2 separate regions of the Homo sapiens genome follow, and region 2 is linked to region 1. The links are chromatin loops, found by intact Hi-C in ENCODE. Cell type or tissue: PC-9. All regions are shown on one strand.

Region 1 (8,000 bases):
TGAGGTGGCGCCACTGCACTCCAGCCTGGGCAACAGAGCGAGATTCCGTCTCAAAAAAAAAAAAAAAAAAAATTGAGGCTACAATGGCACACAATTTTATACTCATTCATCTGGTAAAAATTTGAATGGTCTGATAACACCAAATCTTATCAATGCTGGTGAGAATGTAAAATTGTATAACTACTTTGGAAAAGTTTGACATTTTCTCCTAAATTTGGGCATTCATATACTATTATGGGTTGAATTTTGTCCCCTAGAATAAAATGTTAAAATTCTAACTCCTGGAACCTTCAATGTGATCTTATTTGAACTTTGCAGATGTGAGTAGCTAGGTTATAATGATGTCATACTGGGCCCTAAATTCAATAGGACTGGCATCCTTATAAGAAAAGAAGAGGCCAGGCACGGGTCTCATGCCTGTAATCTTAGCACTTCGGGAGGCTGAGGTGGGTGGATCACCTGAGGTTAGGAGTTCAAGACCAGCCTGGCCAACATGGTGAAACCCCATCTCTACTAAAAATACAAAAATTTGCCAGGTGTGGTGGCGGACGCCTGTAATCCCAGCTACTTGGGAGGCTGAGGCAGGAGAATTGCTTGAAACTGGGAGGCGGAGGTTGCAGTGAGCTGAGATTGCACCATTGCACTCCAGCCTGGGGGACAAGAGTGAGACTTCATCTCAAAAAAAAAAAAAAGAAGAAGAGGAGAGACAGAGACAGAAACACACAGAGGAGAAGACCATGTAAAGACAGAGATAGAAATTGGAGTGATGCATCTACAAGCCACGGGGTGTCCAGGGATGCTGGCAACCATCAGAAGCCGAGAGAGACATGGGACAGATTTTCCCTCAGAGGCTCCCATAGGGAACCAGCCCTGAGGACACTTACTGTGAGATAACACATTTCTGTTTTTTTGAGGCACCCAGTTTATGGTAATTTGTTAGAGCAGCTCTATGAAACTAATACACATACTCAATGACCCAACAATTCTACTCCTAGGTATAGACCCAACATAAACCATTTCATGTGTACAAGTGACTGCATAAGGAAGTTCACAGGATTTCAGTTCACAACAGCAAAAACCTGCAAAGAACCTAAAAGCCTAACTATAAAAGACAGAATAAATAAATTGTAGTAAATCCACGCAATGGAATGTTATTCAGCAGTCAACATGAATGAACTATAGCAATGAGGGGGTCTATCTGCAGACCCTGACCCAAACGATGGATGAATGAAGTACACTGACACACAGATATTCTGCTATGCCAGTCCAGCTGAGTGTCTGGGCCACTTACAGACTCCAAGCAGAGTGCTGTAAACAGTCACGACCATGGCCCTGACCAACTAGTGAGACTCGCATTTATTTAGTAAAGATGAATTGACAAAGGCTTGAGTCAACACCACCAGAGGGTAATTGACATTGTGGACTTCCTGTAGAAAGTAATTAAGCACCGGTGGTAGATCAAAGGTTAGTCTTAAACAACCTAGCTAGATACACTACTCTGCCTTCTTCCTTACCCACTTGAAGCTTTTTACTCAAGGTAAGGATTAGGTTGCCTTCAGCCATTGTCTTATCCTGAGACTTCTGTAAAAACCTTCAGGCCTTCCAAGAAAGTTTGTGTTTATTTTTATAACTATCTTTAATATTTTTCCCACCAGCCTGATTGAACTCCCACATAACAACACACAAAAATATGAGGAATCTTAACAATATAATAATAATAAATGAATCTAAAGAGTTTACATATTCTGCAATGCATTTTTAATAAAATTTATGACCAAGATAATAGTTCCTTTTTATGAATGCAAATACGTGCAATTCAACTATATGAAATGGAAGGCAAGGAAATTGTTTTTTTATTTTTTTGCAAACACTATGGTGACTTAAAGGCAAGGAAATTGTTAACATGGAATTCAGCAATATGGCTACCTTGAGTAGACAAAGGCAGAGGGACACGATGGGAAAAGCAACCATATGGTTAGATGTAGGTTGTTGTCAAGGTCTTAGTTTTTGCTTGAGATGGTGGGTTCATGAGTATTTATCTATGTCTACAGCTATGTTTATATGTATATTAACATAACAATATTTAATGGAGGAGGCCACTTAAGGACCACAGAGGAAAGTATGCCATAAATAGGATTAGAACTAATTCTTTTTTTTTTTTGTCTTGAGACAGAGTTTCACTCTTGTTGCCCAGGCTGGAGTGCAATGCCGCGATCTTGGCTCACTGTAACCTCCGCCTCCTGGGTTCAAGTGATTCTCCTGCCTCAGCCTCCCAAGTAGCTATGATTACTGGTGCCTGCCACCACACCCAGCTAATTTTTGTATTTTTAGTAGAGATGGGGTTTCACTATGTTGGCCAGGCTGGTCTTGAACTCCTGACCTCAGGTGATCCACCCGCCTTGGCCTCTCAAAGTGCTGGGATTACAGGTGTGTGCCAACGCATCTGGTAGATTAGAACTAATTCTAATCCAATCCTGTGCATCTGGGGCTAAACATCCCCCAAATTGTTGGGCTTTCCCAGATTTGTCCATGATTCTACAAACTGGTGCTTCTGGCTAATTCTGATTTTCACAAGGGTCTGGAAATTGGAATATTTTTTCCACGCTAACTCTATGACCTGCAGTGTGGCTAACCAATCTAGACCAAACATGCAGCTCTGGATTGTTCAGGATTTAGTGTGCCAATTTAGATAGAAAGCTCAATTAATTAAAATAAAGAAGCACAGAGACCAAAAGTTCATTGAGTTCAAGTAGAATCAGCTCAATGGGTGGGAAAAAGAAAAAAGAATCAGTTCCTATAAAAAAGGACAGCATAGTTGCTAGAACCCTCTAGAGATGTACAGATATTAGATAGTTTTGGCAGGAAGTGGTGGCCAAAATACATGAAACAACAACCTGAAAAAATAAGAGTTAATCAGGGATTACAGCAGGGATGAAAACAAACAAGCCAAAAAGCCACAGCAACAACAAAAACAGGTGGAAGATAACAGGAAAATCTAATCTTCACTGCCCATGGGCTGGAATGTAATGTTTTGGCTATGTTTTTCTTCTTCTTTTTTTTTTTTTTTTTTTTGAGACGGAGTTTCGCTCTGTCACCCAGGCTGGAGTGCAGTGGCGCGATCTTGGCTCACTGCAAGCTCCGCCTCCTGGGTTCACGCCATTCTCCTGCCTCAGCCTCCCGAGTAGCTGGGACTACAGGCGTCCGCCAACACGCCCGGCTAGTTTTTTGTATTTTTAGTAGAAATGGGATTTCACCGTGTTATCCAGGATGGTCTCGATCTCCTGACCTCGTGATCTGCCCACCTCGGCCCCCCAAAGTGCTGGGATTACAGGCGTGAGCCACCGCGCCCGGCCTTGGCTATGTTTTTCTTGGTAAACATCTCTACTATCTGCTTTTGAAATGATGGAGCTACCTTTCAGTTTTAAAAACAATATATTTCAGGCATCTCAAGTAATCCACAATCTGGAGGCAAAAGTCAAGACTGAGTTGACAGAGCACAAATCTGTTTCATTTGACTACATTAAAGAGGTTTGCATTCTTTCAAGGGCTTACTAGCGAGTTGTTCAGAAGCAGTACTGACACGGGGGCCTGGGATTGTTGAGGGATGCTTATGCACAGAGAGGAAGGTTTGCTAATCCAGGAGCACTGAATCATCATGATGTAAACTTGCAGGACTTCATGGCTTCAGTGATACATCATTGATCTTTAATTCCAGTCCACAGAACTTTTTTTTATGGTAAGGAAAAGGATATGGGAAGAAAAAAGTATTATAAGCATGTTTCTCATATTTCTTCCCTCTTTTACCCTATAAATAAAAGAGCAAAGGTATTACTGAGCAAATGTTCTCTTGAAAAACTTGATTTCTTCTTATGCTTGGAAATTTTGCTATAGAGATAGTCATTGCTACTGTTTACAGTAGACATTCCAACCCTGAAAACTAAACTCTGAAGTATTTACTATGCTTAGATAAATCACATATTTGTCCTCATGAGTACAGCCTGTTCAGGTTTGTACATACCATTGCGTAATTCCCTAAGAACTCTTTCCAATTTAAAAGGATGACTTTGGACACCTTTGTGGAAGTTGATAGGAAAGATTTTTGCTCTTTAAAATACTTGTTAAATAGGCCAGTTAAAAGTATGCTTTGTACTGAATTTTGCCTTTATCAGTAAAGGCTCCAAGAATGTTGATAAAATAAGAGAAAAAGAAATTGGGCTTTTCTCCTGCCAGAATTGGAAGGGAGAGACCCAAAACTAAGAACGGAAAATCTGTCATAATAATGGCAGAATCCTCAAAAGAAGATACACAAATAAATGCAGCTGAGGAACCTGGAGACTTCCCTGGTTTCTGTCCCTTGTGAGACTTCAAATCATAAAATACCCTAATATCTTTCTGTAATCTTCTGTCATGTTCTAAAATGTCTAAAATATTGAAACAGTCCTTATTATCAGAAAAAAGTAATCATGAACAGAGCCCAGAATATGGTATAAAACATTACCTTACTGTTCTCATCATGTCATTGTTCAGTCCTACCTCCAAACAATGTCCCATGAGAAAACCCAGAAGACATCTCCCTCACTAAAGCATTGAGAAATGCATTAATAAATGGAGCACCTGCAACCTCTTTCAAAGGAGAGCTCTGTGGTTGCTCTCTTCTATAGGGTAGGTGGAAAATATGCCATTGACATGGTCTCCCCAATTTCAATGATGGGATGATGGGATCTCAGAGTGGCATAGGTAGGGGTGGCACTGAATCTCCAAGGACAAAGTAAATGCATCCACTGTAAAGGGCAATCAGAATGCTTTGGCCTGCAGACATATTTGATGGTGGTTAAGTTATGGTGTTCTTAGGAATGAAATAGATGGGCAATCTACCATTGTATTGCTTGATCTGTAACAGAGGGAAAAATTCTAGGTCTGGTAGCTAAAAACCTGATGAGTCACTGCAGTGGACAGTCATGGCCTCTTGTGTTGAGATCTAAGTCAATTCACAGAGCCAAAGCTCCTTGATTAAAGAGGAGGCTGGGAGCCAGGCACAGTGGCCCATGCCATCCCAGTGAGTCAGGAGGCTGAAGCAAGAGGATTGATTGCTTGAAGCCAGGAGTTTGACCTCAGACCCTACGAAAAAATTAATCTAAAATGTCGGGGCGCGGTGGCCCATGCCTCTAATCCGAGCACTTTGGGAGGCACAGGTGGGCAGATCACAAGGTCAGGAGTTTAAGACCAGCCTGGCCAACATGGTGAAACCCTGTCTCTCTAAAAATACAAAAATTAGCTGGGGATGGTGGCATGTGCATGTAATCCCAGCCACTTGGGAGGCTGAGGCAGGATAATTGCTTGAACTGGGACCCGGGAGGCGGAGGTTGCAGTGAGCCAAGATTGCACCACTGCACTCCAGCCTGGGCTACAGAGGGAGACACCATCTCAAAAAAAAAAAAAAAAAAAAAAAATCTAAAATGGATCATAGATCTAAATGTAAACCTAGAATTATAAATCTACTAGAAAAAATATAGGACAAAATCTGTGGGACCCTGGCATAAGCAAAGTTTTCTTAAGTAGAACACAAAAGAAGATATAAAAGAAATAGATGGGGCTTGGCATGGTGGCTAACATGTGTAATCCCAGCACTTTGGGAGGCCAAGGTGGGCTGACCACCTGAGGTCAGGAATTCGAGACCAGCCTGGCCAACATGGTGAAACCCCATCTCTACTAAAAAAAAATTAGCCGGGCATGGTGGCACATGCCTGTAATTCCAGCTACTCAGGAGGCTGAGGCAGGAGAATTGCCTGAAGCTGGGAGGTGGAGGTTGCAGTGAGCCGAGATCACACCACTGAACTCCAGCCTGGGCCACAGAAGAAAATTCCATCTAAAAAAAAAAAAAAGAAAAAAAAGAAAAAGAAATAGGTAATCAGTTGGGCTTCATCAACATTTAAAACATTTCTCTTTGAAAGTCAGTTAAGAAAATGAAAGTCAGCTAGGTGTGGTGGCTTACGCCTATAATCCCAGCACTTTGGAAGGCCAAGGCAGGAGGATCACTTGAGCTCAGGATTTCGAGACCATCCTACGCAACAGAGCAAGACCCCACCTCTAGAAAAAATTTTAAAAATTAGCCAGGCAGGGTTGTGCGTGCCTATAGTCGTAGCTATTTGGAAGGCTGAGGTGGGAGGATCACTTGAGCAAAATCAAAACTGATTTTCATTAAATCTCAAAGTAATCTGTTGACTGAAAGAAACCAAACAAAGATATATATTGTATTATTTCACTTATATGAAATTCTTGAAAATAAAAACTAACTTATGTAGCTAGACTGCAGATCAGTGGTTGCCTGGGGACAGGTTAAAAAGTGCAATGAACTGCAGACAGGTATGAGAAAACCTTCAATGGCAATGGAAATGTTCAGCATCTTGTTTGTGGAGATGGTTTCATAGTTACATATGTTTACCAAAACTTATCAAATAGTGAACTTCAAATATATGCAGTTTATTATTCAAAATTATACTTCAATAAAGTTGTGAAAATGGGAGCGGGGAAGCAACAAATACTGGTGTGAGTCAACAGCATGAACCATATCACCTTTTCTCATTTTCCAGAAGTATGCTGAGTTCCTTGGTCAGCCAAAATAACCACCCTCTCGCCCATATGAGAGGATCTTCCTTGTCCATTTTCCCCCATAGTACCTGTCATTTTTTTTTTTTCTGCTGCTATAACAAAGGACCACAGATTGGGTCACTCATAAAGAAAAGAAGTTTAGGCCAGGCACAGTGGCTCACACCTGTAATCCCAGCACTCTGGGAGGCCGAGGAAGGATTGCTTGAGCCCAGAAGTTCAAGACCAGCCTGGGCAACATGATGAGACCCTGTCTCTACAAAAAATACAAAAATTAGCTGGGCATGGTGGTGTGTGCCCATAGTCTCAGCTACTTGGGAGGCTGAGGAGGGAGGATTGCTTGAGCCAGGGAGGTTGAGGCTGCAGTGAGCTGTGATTGTGCCACTGTACCCCAACCTGGGCAACAAAGCAAGACCCCATCTGAAAGAGAAAGAGAGAGAGAGGGGATAAAAAAGAGAAAGAAAGAAAAGAAAAGAAAAGAAAAGAAAAGCTTACTTGGTGTTGCGGGAAGTCAGGGACCCTGAATGGAGAGACTGACTGGAGCTACGGCAGAGGAACATAAATTGTGGAGATTTCTTCTTAATATGGACATTTATCAGTTCCCAAATAATACTATTATAATTTCTTATGTCTGTCTTTAATCTCTTTAAACTTTAATCTCTTAATCCTGTTATCTTGCTCACTGCAAGCTCTGCCTCCTGGGTTCACGCCATTCTCCTGCCTCAGCCTCCCGAGTAGCTGGGACTACAGGTGCTTGCCACCATGCCCAGCTAATTTTTTTCTTTTTGTATTTTTAGTAGAGACGGGGTTTCACTGTGTTAGCCAGGATGGTCTTGATCTCCCGGCCTCATGATCCACCTGCCTCGGCCTTCTGAAGTGCTGGGATTATAGGCATGAGCCACAGCGCCCGGCCTGATCAGAACATTTTTTAATGAAAGGATCTAGAAAGCAACTTGGAAGTGTAAATAGTCACCTTCATTTTCTCTAACTTGATCAAGACTAGTGGGTCCATGGCCCTGTGTTAGTTCATGCATTCATCTCAGACCCAAATGAAAGTTTCAACTCCCAAAATGCAGTTCCTTAGATGCTCGTCTGGACGTGATGACGTGCCCGCCATATAAGAAGGTGCAATCATAGGTATCACAGGTAGCCAGATAGAAGACATTTTTTTCTCCCAAAATTATTCCTTGGAGTGGGGAGTGATATGGGGGAAGAGCTCCCATCTTAAGGGGCACACACTGAGTTGCTTATGCTACTTCCTTGTTCAAAATGAAGTAACTGCCTTAATCTAAAAAAAGAAAAGAATATTTACAACACTGAAAATGAATGAACTACGATTTATGTATAGCATGGATGAATTTCATAAACATTGGACAAAAGAATCCAGACACAAA
Region 2 (8,000 bases), 1.2 Mb after region 1:
CTGCTCATGAGCTAAAGTGGACATAATACCGTTTGCTGTGTTGGAGGATGGTTGTTGGGGTTATAGAGTAACGGTTCTGAAGTTAGACCATGAGGGCTCATTGCTGACCCCAAGTCTTATTTGCTGTTTGACTCAAGCCAGATCTTACTCACCCTCAGTTGTCTCATTTGGAAAATGGGGGTGAGAATGGTCCCTTCCTCATAGGGTTTTAGTAAGCATTAAATGAGGTAATACGTGTGAGGTACTTGGCACATAGTAAGCGCTCAGGAAACTGTAGCCTCTTAGATAACAGGCATTTTGAACAATAGGTGCTCAACAAACAGAAGCGGAAGGAAAGTCAGGGCCAAGGGTGCTGAGAGCTGCTCACCATGTTCCTGCCGCAGCTGCTCCTGGGGCCACAGGGATTGAGATGCAGCACCAAGCGCCCGCCCTTCCTGCCAGCCCCTAGTCACTCAGGAGAGAATCCACAGCGTCTCCAGAAGCCTGTCTTGTAGAAATCTGGGCAGTCCACAGTGAAATTAGGAGCTCATCACTAGCCTCCAAGCAAGGAGCACACTGTTGGGTCCTCAGTCACCTGCGGGGTAAAGCATAAGGCCGCCCCCTCTGGTGAGCAAGTGGGACCTGCTGCCTGGCACCCCAAGTCGTGCACACCCCAGATGCTAAGCTCTCAGGAGTTCAGCCTGAAACCTGAAGCTTCTCCCCGAGGTGCCAACGGCACAGAACGCCTTTCTGCAAGCACAGAAAAGCATACACCCCTAAGCTCCTGTAGGAAGACTGCCTTGTAGATGAGGCTGTCTATTGAGTGATCTTTTTAGTGTATCTTTAATTAAACCACGTTGGATGCCATCCAAGAACGGCCTGCCTTGACCAACACTTGGCCCTACAGTGTCATAATGGGAAGTCCCCTGGTGCCTTGAGCCTTATCCTCCATCCCCATCACTGTTCCGTTTCAGGCTCTGGTGGGCTGTTTGCCAGAGGTCTATTTCCTGAGTATTACTTGTGGTCAGAGGTGAGAAATCCAGCCACTAACCAGGTCCAACAAATGTCGCCTGTAGCTGTTCCAACACACATGCTAGCTTTGGTGTAAAAACAGAGAACAAATAAATACATTTAGTAAAATCAAAGGCTGGGGTAAGCCCTCCAGGCAGTGTGGAGGTGTGGGGCACTAGAGGGATGTGACTCATGGTTAAGACAGTCTGTCGAGGACCACAACGCCACAGACTGGGGCCGTCCACTGAAACGAACGTCCAGGCATCGCACGCCCTCCTGGAAGACTTCAGCATCTTTCCCTTGGCATCCGAAGTTTGCTGAAAGATTCTTCCCTTCTCAGTAGGCACTCCTTCACTCTCCGCTGTTGGCCTCCCTCTCCTATCCTGCCTGCCCTTCTTTCTGTCACTCTCCTTAGAAAGACTTCCTGGTCCTCCTTCCACTCAGCCTTTCTGGCTCCTTTGCTTTTACTCTCCCTGCTTAACTCACGCCAGCTCCTCCATAGAAGGACTTGACACCTGGAGAGACTGGTTTCAGCCCCCTCTTCTTTCTGAAATGGGGACTTTACTTATTCTCAAAAGCTGGACTCTATGTGCTGCTCCTCTGTGGAAGGAACATGTGGTCAGGAGGAGAAAAAAAAAAGGCTCAGGAATAGATGATTTCCATAATTACGCTTCGCAAACCCTTGCCTCCATTCAGCTGACACTCTTTCTTTCTGCCCTGCCAAGCGGGCTTGCTCTGGCGCTCTCTCACAAACCCCCTCCCCACCCCCAACCCGCTTTTTCAAACACATACACCAGCACCCTCACATTTCACAATAAGTAAATGGTTTAAAAAAAAAAAATCTCCATTTTCTTTTTCATGCGGCAGATGGCAGTTCTCAGGAACTTGGTGGAAATTAGGCTTTCTGATTTTCTGATAAATTTCAACATCTCACACAAAAAGCACAAGCTCATTTTGATTCTGATGTTAAGTACCATATGGCATATCACCCGTGGAACGTGGCAGCTTCATAACCAGGGTAACAAGGAAGGGAGGGTCTTTCCTGTAACAACGAGGCTGAGTGGGAATGAACCAATTGGATTCCTGGGTGAATACCATTTGATAATAATATTGTATATGACAGTGGAGTAATTATCCCTCTTTTATGGTATGTGTTAATTTTCACTGCCAGTTTCCCTAATTACAACTGCCACCCAACGGACTACTTTTTGTAAATACTCTGTAAACATTTGAAAAGACATAGACAGTGCTTGTACCAAAAAAAAAAAAAAAAAGTCCCTAGATTTTGAAACTGTCTGGAAAATTGGCTGACGTTTTATATGTTTTTCAATTGCATAGACAGCCAGGGAGGAAATTTCACTATATGGAAATTCCCCTTCTCTCCTCCATGACATAATGGACCTCCCTGCCGATACTGTGACTGTTGTTTTGAGGGATATTTTTCGCTGTTACCTTTTTCTATATTAAGTGCGCAGTTTCATGATCTTTGACAAATGTACACTATTGTGTAGCTCACACCCTAATAAAGATATGGAACATCTCTGTGGTCATGGAAATTTCCCCGGTACCCCTTCTCAATCAGTCCTACCACCCTCAGCTGCCCCTATTCCGATTACTATCATATTATCGCCACAGACTAGTTTTGCTTGCTCTTGAACTTCACGTGAATACAGTCTGTTCTCTGTTGTGCCTGGCTTAACTTGTTAACTCACTTTTGGTGCATTGAAGAGTTCAAACACCATTCCCCAAATTAGTAACATGTATGTAAACACAGTCTCGCTTGATGCGTGTCCTGTGATAAGTGATGAGATCCAATAAGCCACATCTCATCTCCCGTGATCTATGTATGATGTGCGATGAGAAACACAAATCTTTTATTTTTCATGGACTTGCAGGGAGGGCGGGATACCATTGGGAGGTCGCTGGAGTAAACCTCTATCATTTAAGGAAAGAAACTAGAGGGAGAATGCAAGGTAAGAGTGTCTGAGAGGAAGATAGGACCCTGATCTGGTTTTTGGTGGTTTGTTTGTGCATTTCTGGGAACGCAGCTGCCTCATTCCTGGTAGGAAGCCTTTCCTGTGGTTGATTTGTTGCCCCCAGTCTACCTCAGACTGCCTGGCTTCTGAGCCGCTGCTGGCTTTCTTTCCAAGGCCTACATCAGCAGAGGAAGGTGTCCCCGGACACAAGACAGGGTGTGGCTGAAGCTGGGCTCCCAGAGGCCCGTCTGTTAAAAAATACGCCCCCACCCCCCACCCCCCAGGCCTGCCAGGTCTCTGAAATTCTCATTCCTTTTAGCTACAACTTGGGAAACTTCTGACAGAATAAAAATATATTCCTTTGGCTGAACAGATTAGCTAGTATTCACCTAAGAAGGAAAAGGACATAGAACAGTTCAACTTTGATGTGTGTGCTTCAGAGGGACTGAGAGGATCAATTTCCACATCAGTCCAAGGCATAGAGTGCTCTCTGAGAGGCAGGCTCTGCAGAGGGAGGTCTCCATCACCTAGGGACCGCAGAGGCACAGAATGAAAGAGTTCAGCTTTACTCGTGTGGCAGGTGGTACTGGGATGGCCTTGAGTTTTCTCCCTTGGTAGGATTAATATCTCATTGAAAGATGTCTTGAGGCTGGGATAACCTGGCTAAAGGTGGAGCTATGATAAACAGCCAGATCTCTTTTGGCATATTTGCGTATTAGAAACTTTAGTATGCAGCAACAACTGAGTCAGCTATCAGTAAGAATCTTCAGGAAAAAAATAACCAGAAGACAGGGCGGTTTGTTTTCCTAAATGTTCATAGTAAGTGCTTGTACTCTTTTCATGCCAGCTGTAATAATAATCACTCACTTTCACCAAGCCTCACAATATGCCTGGCACAAAGCACTTTCCATGTTTTAGAATGAGCCACATGAAATTGCCATTTTTTACAGGTCAAAGACTTTAGAATTGAACGAACTGAACCACTTGCATTTCGTTCTACTTAATATTAATTCAGCCTTACCACAATCCTATAGTGTAGGTCCTATTATCATAAACACCCTTGACTGATGGGAGCATTGAGGTGAAGAGACATGAAGTAGCTTCCTTGAGGCTCCAAAACTAGTTAGTGTCAGAGCTGGTATTCACAACCAGGCCTATGTCCTATATCACCTTCAAGAGAAGAATAAAACTAGCTGCTGTTAACCCCTCTCTTTTTTCTGGAAGAGGTTTAGGCCTGTCTTGGAGTCAGACAATATCTTCAGAAAAAAAATCTCTTTTTCCAGGAATGTCAAAACTCTGGCTTATGTGAGCCCATTTTATTTCATCAGCCACACTGGAAAGTGAGGTTTGATTCACACATGTGGTTGAGTACAATGTTGTGAAAAACACCTGAAAATGGGCTCTGAATGTGGAATTCTGAATCCTTTGATTTCAGACAAGAGGTCCTTTGATTTCCCCTTAGGATGGATGAAACCAGCAAGAACTGAGGCATTTCCTACAGGGTGGTAACCAGCTAGTGAACCCAGCTCACCTCCTCAATTGCTAACGGCCCCATACTCGTTGACAATGATATCTGTGTATTCTAAGAACTAGAGGGCAGGGCTCTTTCCTTTTCAGTTTGATTTTCAAATCTTCAGCGATGCATTAAGAGGACCAGCGGGATTGCTGAGCGTAAAGCGCCACCGTGTGGCCAAAGCCCCACATGCCAACAGGACGCTGTGTAAGTCATTCCCGCAGGAAGGGAGGCAGGAGGTGTGTGGCTCTGAAGACTCACAAATCCTGACCAGGTGCAGGATCATGGCTCAGAGGACTGGGCTCAAGTCTGAGTCTTCACCCTGCAACTGGTACTTGAGGTCTGGAGTAATCATGAAAAAGTCCTCTGTCTTTCCCAAGTGATAGTGCCCCTCAGTGTAAAATGAGGCTACAACCTTCTCCAGGTGCAGTGGTCCCAGAACTGCAAAGAGAATATACATCTGACTTTGTACATTATGTACAGAACCCAGGCAAGAATGGAGGTGAGGTCTCGCAACACTGGCACTCGAGGTAAGGGCTCCTCAAGACCAAAGTCAACAATCTTCAAATCTAACCTAATCTATACTTCCATTTGATAAAGGAAAAGTTGCAAATAAACCAGGTGATCTGGGGACTATATATAAGGAGGCATGACAAAAAAGGATTGTTACATTGTAACCAACTGAATGTAACTTGCAGATTTATGTATTTTGAGAGCCCTAATAATAATAATAATATGAACTGAATATTTATTGTGCTTACTCTGCCAGACACCAGGCCAAGGGCTTTATGTGCATTATGCTATCAGGTGCTCATGAGGGTCCCATGAGCCCAATCTTAACCACAAGTCGGTGCAGTGCTGTCTTCTTCAAAACAGCTTTCTCAGGAGACTGTACTTCCTCCAATTGAAACATTTTGAGAATTTCTCTTTTACAGCTACTTTCAGAGTGTGTGGCACAATTTTTGAATATCCTAAGTGATAGCAAATCAACATTCTTTCATTATGACAATAGTTAACAGTTACTATCTACCAGGCACTTTAACAGGTGTAAATTCATTTAACCTTCACCATGACACTATATGTTAGGAAATGTTATTATCGTGCCCAATTCCCATTTGAGAAAAATAAGGCGTAGAGGGCCTAAATCATCTGCCCACTTTTACACAGCCAGGGCCTCAGGCCTGCAGCTTGGATGAGACCGTGTGAGACAGGGTGAGGCTGGGTAGTTTTTTCTTTGCATGAGGGGGTACTCGGGATCCAGAGTCCATCCGCACTCCCACCCAGTGCAGGCCAGAGACCACTCAGTGAAAGGAGCACCTAAGTCATGAATGACACTTCAGCTGCCCGTGGGCTTCTGCTACAGGCAACTGTCTCTCAGCAGGGCTTGAGTTTTAGAAACAGTCAGAAGGAGTGCAGAGCTGGGTCTCATGAGACAGGTTAGTGAGCTTTCAGCTGTGGACAGTCCGATTTTGAATAAAAATTGAGACTGTTTTTCTCACCTGGCTGTGAAGCCTGCTCCACCAACCCTGCCGGTCTCCCATGCCGCTTCCCCTCTCGCCCTCTGGGCTCAGTCCGCACCCTTGGAGCACTTCCTGCTCATTGGCCCACTCTTTCTCGAACCTTGCTTGCTCCTCCTCTGCTTAGCTTCTGCATGCTGGGGTACTCCAGGCCTCAGGTGTCAGCTTCCTCCCTCTTACATCTCCACTCAGCACCTAGGTGACCTCACCTCCCTGTGGCTTCAAATTCCACCTCTGCGAGGATGGCCCCGGGATTACACCCTAGACCAAGCCATTCCCCTGAGCTCTACACAAAGATACCTAATTTCCCATTTGACATCTCTACTTGGAGGTCTACGGAAAGCTCTAAGTAAACATACCTAAAATAGATCTCTTGATTTCCCTCGCCACCAAATACCCCTGCCCATCAGCCCATCCCTCATTCAACTCAATAAAGGGAACCTCTATCACGATCCCATGTCTCCATATCGAATTCACAGCAAACCTAAATACTGGAAGGTTCTCCTTCAGAGTTGATCCTAAATCCAATCATCTTTGGTTACTTCCCTATCCCCACCCTGATCAAGCTACTCCCTCAGGACCCTACAGAGCTGCTCAACAGCTGTCCCCACCCCACCCCCATCCCCAGTCAAAACCTCACCCAACAGCCAGAATCATCTTTTAAAAACGTGATCAGATTGTGTTATTCCCTTGCTCAGAACCCTCGAGCACTCCTGGGCACCTTCCTTCCTTCTCCTCAAGATCCCTTGATGCCGTTTCACATGGAGCCTTCCTTTGCCTGGGCAGTTCTCCTCCTGGTCTCCTCCTGGTCCTTTGCCTGGGCAGTTCTCCTTCTGGTCTCCATTAATCCCCCATTTCATTCCATTAAAGTGTCACCACCTCTGAGAGGCCTCCACTGACTGAACTCCCCACCTTCCGCCTCTCTACACTCTGTGCCTTTCTCCACCAGACTTCACAGCATTTCACCCCCGGCCCTTTATTCTACGTAAATATATATGCATGTCATAGATGACTACTTATTGCCTATACACCTCTGCCCCCAAATTTAAAATCTCTGAAGGAAGGGATCTGGTCCTATTCTGCCTTCAGGGCCTAGAAGAGTGCTTGGCAAATACGGGTGCTCAGTAATGCACTACAGATCAGTCAGGGCCATCTTGGAGCTGCCTCGCATGAGCCATAATCCCTCTAGCACAGATGCCTTGCATGGTATTCCCTCGGCCTGAGTCTCTCTCCATGGCCCATGGCTCTTGACTTTTTTTTTTTTTTTTGTACTTTAAGTTCTAGGGTACATGTGCACAATGTGTAGGTTTGTTACATAGGTATACATGTGTCATGGTGGTTTGCCGCACCCATCAGCTCATCATTTACGTTAGGAATTTCTCATAACGCTATCCCTCCCCAAGCTTCCCACCCCGCAATGGGCCCTGGTGTGTGATGTTCCCCTCCCTGTGTCCATGTGTTCTCATTGTTCAACTCCCACTTATGAGTGAGAACATGCAGTGTTTGGTTTTCTGTCCTTGTGATATTTTGCTAAGAATGATGGTTTCCAGCTTCATCTTTGTCCCTGCAAAGGACATGAACTCATCATTTTTTATGACTGCATGGTATTCCATGGTGTATATGTGCCATATTTTCTTTATCCAGTCTATTATTGATGGACATTTGGGTTGGTTACAAGTCTTTGCTGTTGTGAATAGTGCCACAACAAACATATGTGTGCATGTGTCTCTATAGTAGCATGATTTAAAATCCTTTGGGTATATACCCAGTAATGGGATTGCTGGATCTAATGGTATTTCTAGTTCTAGATCCTTCAGGAATCGCCACACTGTCTTCCACAATGGGTGAACTAATTTACACTCCCACCAACAGTGTAAGAGCATTCCTATTTCTCCACATCCTCTCCAGCATCTGTTGTTTGTGACTTTTTAGTGATAACCATTCTAACTGGCGTGAGATGGTATCTCATTATGGTTTTGATTTGCATTTCTCTAATGACCAGTG

What was found. Hi-C counts contacts between places; a loop is a spot of excess contacts. Peaks named below come from ENCODE experiments on the same cell type or tissue, not always from the same donor. Only the 100,000 strongest peaks of a DNase experiment are listed, where the experiment ranks them.
Region 2: a loop joins it to region 1, with 9 times the contacts of the local background. A loop is called at or near these places in 10 of 110 quality-filtered maps.

The regions. Positions count from the first base shown.
Region 1 is chr13:49,854,742-49,862,741 of GRCh38, forward strand. No RefSeq gene overlaps it. Among named protein-coding and RNA genes, the nearest start is that of KPNA3, 66 kb to the left of the region's middle. In PC-9, no CTCF peak of the experiment used is centred here; DNase peaks (open chromatin) are centred at 3,670, 3,930 and 5,010; H3K4me3 peaks cover 1,115 bases; H3K27ac peaks cover 4,213 bases.
Region 2 is chr13:51,065,584-51,073,583 of GRCh38, forward strand. It overlaps the pseudogene GUCY1B2. Among named protein-coding and RNA genes, the nearest start is that of C13orf42, 42 kb to the right of the region's middle. In PC-9, CTCF peaks have their summits at 4,631 (motif pointing left) and 4,831; a DNase peak (open chromatin) is centred at 4,638.